Linked DNA regions of Homo sapiens: region 1 is linked to region 2. The links are chromatin loops, found by intact Hi-C in ENCODE. Cell type or tissue: heart right ventricle. All regions are shown on one strand. Links, peaks and the distances in the headings refer to the core of each region. The heading gives the core; the rest is flanking DNA.

What was found. Hi-C counts contacts between places; a loop is a spot of excess contacts. Peaks named below come from ENCODE experiments on the same cell type or tissue, not always from the same donor. Only the 100,000 strongest peaks of a DNase experiment are listed, where the experiment ranks them.
Region 1: a loop joins it to region 2, with 2.0 times the contacts of the local background. A loop is called at or near these places in 11 of 110 quality-filtered maps.

Annotation. Positions count from the first base shown.
Region 1 is chr12:123,569,851-123,572,758 of GRCh38, forward strand. No RefSeq gene overlaps it. Among named protein-coding and RNA genes, the nearest start is that of TMED2-DT, 13 kb to the right of the region's middle. In heart right ventricle, for the core only: no CTCF peak of the experiment used is centred there; a DNase peak (open chromatin) is centred at 1,642.
Region 2 is chr12:123,483,769-123,486,676 of GRCh38, forward strand. It overlaps RILPL1 (Rab interacting lysosomal protein like 1), which reads right to left. Exons shown (of 7, transcript NM_178314.5): 5 at 1,865-2,037; 6 at 412-504. Among named protein-coding and RNA genes, the nearest start is that of SNRNP35, 27 kb to the left of the region's middle. In heart right ventricle, for the core only: no CTCF peak of the experiment used is centred there; no DNase peak of the experiment used is centred there; H3K27ac peaks cover 624 bases.

The sequences.
Region 1 (2,908 bases), core at 225-2,724, 86 kb after region 2:
GGATGCCAAGGCAGGTGGATCACCTGAGGTCAGGAGTTGGAGACCAGCCTGGCCAATGTGGTAAAACCCCATCTCTACTATTAATACAAAAATTAGCCAGGCATGGTGACACATGCCTGTAATCCCAGCTACTCTGGAGGCTGAGGCAGGAGAATCGCTTGAACCCGGGAGGCGGACGTTGCAGTGAGCCGAGATCACGCCATTGCACTCCAGCCTGGGTGACAAGAGTGAAACTCCATCTTGGAAAAAAAAAAAAATGCTGCTATGAACCTTCCTGCCCATATACCTTTGGGCATATTTTACTGTATTTCTTTGTAATAGATTCCTAGAATAATGGAACTTGCTGGTTAAAATCTTAATAGATATTATCTAAAAGCCTCCAAAATGATTTCTAATGCATTCCCCCACCAATTGGGTATGAAAGTACCTGTTTCCCCCGTTCCCATCACTGGATATTATTAGAGATTTAAGTTCTTGCCAATTACATGGGTGAAGAAATGTGATTTCTTTTCCTTCTTCTTCTCCTCCTCCTCCTCCTTCTTCTTCTTTTCTTTTTTTCTTCTTTCTTCTTTTCATAGAGACAGGGTTTCACTGTGTTGCCGAGGCTGATCACGAACTCTGGGACTCATGCAATCTGCCTGCCTTGGCCTCCCAAAGTGCCAGGATTACAGGCATGAGTCACCGCTCCCAGCCAGTGCTGATGTTTCCTGTCACCTGCAGAGTTTTAACAGAAAGTCATTTCTTTGATGTGTCGCACATCCACACATCTTAATTTCATGTTATATGTATCTGTAACTGGATCTAATTTTTTTCTTTTCTTTTTTTTTTTTTGGAGACAGGGTCTCATTCTATCACCCAGGCTGGAGTGCAGTGGCATGATCACGCGTCACTGCAGCCTTGAGCTCCCCAGCTCAAGCAATCCTCCCGCCTCAGCCTCTCTAGTAGCTCAGACTATAGACACGCACCACCACATCTGGCTAATTTGTGTTTTTGCAGAGACAAAGACTCGTCATGTTGCCCAGGCTGGTCTCAAACTCCTGTGCTCAAGCAATCCACCTGTCTTGGCCTCCCAAAGTGCTGGGATTACAGGTGTGAGCCACTATGCCTGGGCTTTTTTTTTTTTTCTTTTTTTGAGACAGGGTCTCATTCTGTGGCCCAGGCTGGAGTGCAATGGCACAAACACAGCTCACTGCAGACTCAACCTCCCAGACTCAAGCAATTCCCCTATTTCAGTGGCTCAGAGGCCCCCACACTCAGCCTCCTAAGTAGCTGGGATCACAGGCACTCGCCACCACGCCCAGCTAATTTTTGTATTTTTTGTAGAGACAGGGTTTCACTATGTTGCCCAGACTTGTTTCAGACTCCTGGGCTCAAGCGATTCTCCCACCTTGGCCTCGCAAAGCGCTGGGATTATAGGCATGAGCCACCGCTCCCAGCCACCATCTTCCATTTTAAGAGATTCTATTCCCTTTCTTATAAATCCTGAGTGGTTCTATTCCCCTAAACTGTAGCTCTTTCCTCCTGAGCACATGCTGGACTCCATTTCCCAGCCTCCTTTGCTGCTACGGACAGTCATGTGATTGAGTTCTGATCAGTGGAATGTGGGCAGATGGAATACGCACCACTTCTAGGTCTGGCCCCCGCCCAAAAAACTCTTACATGATCTTCTACTCTCTTTCATTCCTCACTTGCCAGAGGGATGCAATGGCTCTAATGGAGAACACTGAAATTCTCCCTTAGGGAATAGTGGAGCTACTGAATCACTGTGAGAAAGGCTTAAGGTCGACTGTGCATGGGACTGTGATGCAAGCCAGAAATGAACTTTTATTGTGCTGAGCCACTGAAATGCTGAGGTCATGGTTATAGCAGCTCACCTAAGTATTAGTCAGGCTAAGCCTAGAATATGCTTCAGTAACAGCCTACCCTCAAAACCTGAAAACAATAAAGATTTACTACTCCATTTTGTCTGTGTTCTTCACGGTCATTCAGGGACCCAGGCTGAGTGAGGCTCTATTTTGACACATGCTTCAAAGCCACCAAGTTCGGGGCTGGGTGTGGTTGCTCACGCCTGTAATCCCAGCGCTTTGGGAGGCCGAAGTGGGCAGATCACTTGAGGCCAGGAGTTTGAGACCAGCCTGGGCAACATGGTGAGACCCTCATCTGCACTAAAAATACAAAAAATTAGATGGGCATGGTGACAGGTGCCTGTAATCCCAGCTACTCAGGAGGCTGAGGCAGGACAGTTGCTCGAACCTGGGAGGTGGAGGTTGCCATGAGTGGAGATTGCGCCACTGCACTGCAGCTTGGGTGACAGAGCGACACTCTGTCTCAGTTAAAAACAAAACAAAACAAAACAAAACCCACCAAATTGGGAAAAGCGAAAGGTTAGAGTAAAACACGGGAAATTAAATGCTTTGTCCTAGGAGTGACACATATTACTTCCATGCACAACAGATTGACAAGACCTCATCACATGGCCCTATTGAATCTGGAAGTTCTGATTCCCCTGTGTTTGGAAGGAGACGAGGAACCACTGAGAAGCTCTAATGACTGTCCTGACAAATGGTCCCTAAAGCAGGTGTTACTTCTACTGGAGCAGCCTCTCTTCTTCCTCTCTGTAACAGATGTTGGCTGTTTTGGCCAGCCCAGCATCCATTTCCCCTTCCTCTGGGAAAAGCACCTCAGTTTTCCTTGGAAGAAATATCCCTCCCTTACCACCTTAGTTGCTGTCAATCAATGTGCCCTGCACATTGCTGTCTTAGATGTAGGCACGTGACTTGCAATTGACTAATCAGATTCTCTTATGGGAGTTTGGGACTTGAGCAGGCTGATCAAGGATGGGAGCGTTATTTGGAGCTAATTTGCCAAACCCAAGAGACTAAACATTACCTCATGTCTATACCTTCCA
Region 2 (2,908 bases), core at 178-2,677:
GCATAGATGGGGTGGACCCAGGGCCACCTGACATCTCAGAGCTGAGGTCTCAAGCTTCAGATGCACAACCCACCCCTACCTCGCTACCCTTATTTCCTGTCCTCAAAGGCCCAGAGATGCACCCCACCCCCATGAAACACACTCCAGCAAGCTCCTGAGTATCAGCCACTGGCCCAAGCCTCTCCCCTCTCGCCTCCCGCACTCCCCAAACCTCTCTGCCCAGAGACCCCCAGGAGGGACTCAGCATTCAGGAAGGGAGATGAACTCAAAGTCGGGGGCCAGGCCAGACGTCTCAGCAGGATGTGGTTAGTCACAAGCCTGGCCCTGGGAGCAGGTGCCAAGGAGGAAAAGTCAAAGGACACGTGAACCGCCAGGTCAGCCGAGCGCAGAAGCTGGCAGCGCATCACTTACAGTCGCTTGATGCCCGACTCCGGCTGGGGGGACGTCCTCGGGTGGGCGATGGGTGGGGGTTGGGGTATTCGGTTTTCCTCTTCCATTTCTTCACTGGAAGGAGATGAGAGGCGTGAGATAAAAGAGTCAAAAGTTCCTTGAGAACTGGAACATTCCAGAAGAGAAGTGTCTGATGGTCTGAGAGGGTGCATGCTTTTTAGGGGACCCGCATCTGTATTTCCAGTTTATTCTGAAGAGTCCAGCCAAATAGAACCACTCCCCGTTTCCTGTCCTTACACAGGCTTCCCTGTCGCTACACCTCTGTGGTTTCTTCTACCCAGAATATACCTGTCACTCCTCAACATCTCCCATATCTAAATACTACCCTATCCTTTCAGGAAGGCCCAGTTCAAATGCTGCTTCCTCCAGGAGGCCTTCCGATTTCCACCCCATCCACAAACTCGAAGAAGTGATCTCTCCCACTCTCCCATCTTTTTTTTTTTTTTTTTTTTTTGAGACAGGGTCTCATTCTGTTGCCCAGGCTCGAGTGCAGTGGTACAAACATACATAGCTCACTGCAGCCTTGACCTTGGGCTGAAATGATCCTCCTGCTTCAGCCTCCCAAGTGGCTGGGACTACAGGGTGAGCCACCATACCTGGCTAATTTTTAAAAATTTTTGTGTAGAGATGGGGGTCCCACTATGTTGCCCAGGCTGGTTTCGAGTCCTGGGTTCAAGTGATCCGCCTGCCTCGGCCTCGCAAAGTGCTGGGATGACAGGCATGAGCCACCGCGCCCGGCCTCTCCCATCTTTGAACATCCAGTATACAGTCAGTAAACCTTTCAATAAAAATGTGTGGTATTATATTTTTTATGCATCTCTTATCTTCCCCACTGGAGCAGGGACCACCTCTGGTGCATGGGTCCTTCCTTCCAGCTTTCTATTCAACAGATATTTGTTGTGCACCTACTGTGTGCCAAGCTCCATTCTAAGTGCTGGGAACTTAGCCATGGACAAGATAAATAAGACTTCTGGTCTCATGTTGCTTGTGGTCTCATGTGGAAACCTACAATAAAGCAAGCATGAGAGTGAACAGGATAATGTAGGAGGTGAAAAGGGCCACATAGACCATTAACACCGGGGCCGGGTTTCATTCATTCATTCATTTAAAAAAAGAGATGAGGTCTCGCTTTGTTGCCCAGGCTAGTCTCGAATGCCTGGGATCAAGCAATCTTCCCGCCTCGGCCTCCCAAAATACTGGAATTAAAGGTGTGAGCTCTGGTGCCCGGCCTGGGCCCAAGAGTTTCAGAAAGGGGTTGTGAGCTTGTATGTAAGTTCTTTAGGCCAGAGAGGGTACCCAAAAAAAACACTGATGAAATGCTTGTCTTCCAGGGGGTAAGAAGGTAACTGTACAGAAACTCTGGCTAACCTCAGTAAGGAGCCAGCTCGGGCCATCCAGCCCCAGGGACACTTGCCTCTTATAGTAAGCCAGCTCCTCCTGCAGCAAGAACACCTTGGACTTGAGCTCGTTCCTCTCGTGCAGCACGTCCCGCAGCTCCTGCAGGGTGAACCGGGGGCGGTTGGGGTCCTTGAGATCCATGGCCACCTTCTCTGCGTCGGAGATGCTCTCCTCTCCCACCGGCTCCGTCTGGAGGAGGCAGAGATGCTGCTAATGAATTCTTGGCAGCCACTGCCAGCACCCACTCTCTATCCTGAAGGAGCCCAAATTCTCCCCCTCCCGGGGTGCCAGCAGCCTGTGGAGGGTGCTATTTTCAGCACTCGCAGGCGGCCCTTGCTCACGTTCTGTACAGTTTCCCTCTGGAGGTGGAAGCCAGCAGCCACCTGTTCATTGTTCGCCTTCCCAATAGCCGAACCCACGGACCCCGCACCTCCCCACCCGACTTGGGGTTTCATTACAAACATGACAAGGCATCCAGGGAGGAGCTGTCACACCTCCCCTGCCCCCACCCTCGTACATCTGCTGCTTCCCCCTTTCCAGGCCTCCTTTCATCTCCTTACTAAGACCATTGCTAATTTGGCCAGAGTGGCTGGAATCTCAGCCTACACACAATTCTCCATTCCTTTTTCATTTGACAGTAAGTCATATCCATTTTCCCTGTTGTTATGGGCCTTCTGGTTAGGTCCTCTCCTCCCCAGTGGCTTTGAGTATCTGGAGTTCAGTGGAAGCCCGGCGGGGGTGCACACTCGGCCATTTCTCTGTGATGCGGGTGACCAACAGATCCCAGCATCATGCTAAGTCACCTGCCCCAGGTCACACCCACACCCATCCTCTCACCTTCTTGCATAGCGAGGGAGCCTTTTTAGAAAAATGTGGTAAAATATACATCATCTAAAATTTACCATTTGAACCTTTTAAAAGTGAACAATTTGGAAGTGACATTTAGTAAACTCACATGTCACACAACCACCACCTCTGTCCAGTTCTAGAACATTTTCTTCATACCAAAAGGAAAACCCATACTTATTATTTTATTTTTTTCTGAGATGGAGTTTCACTG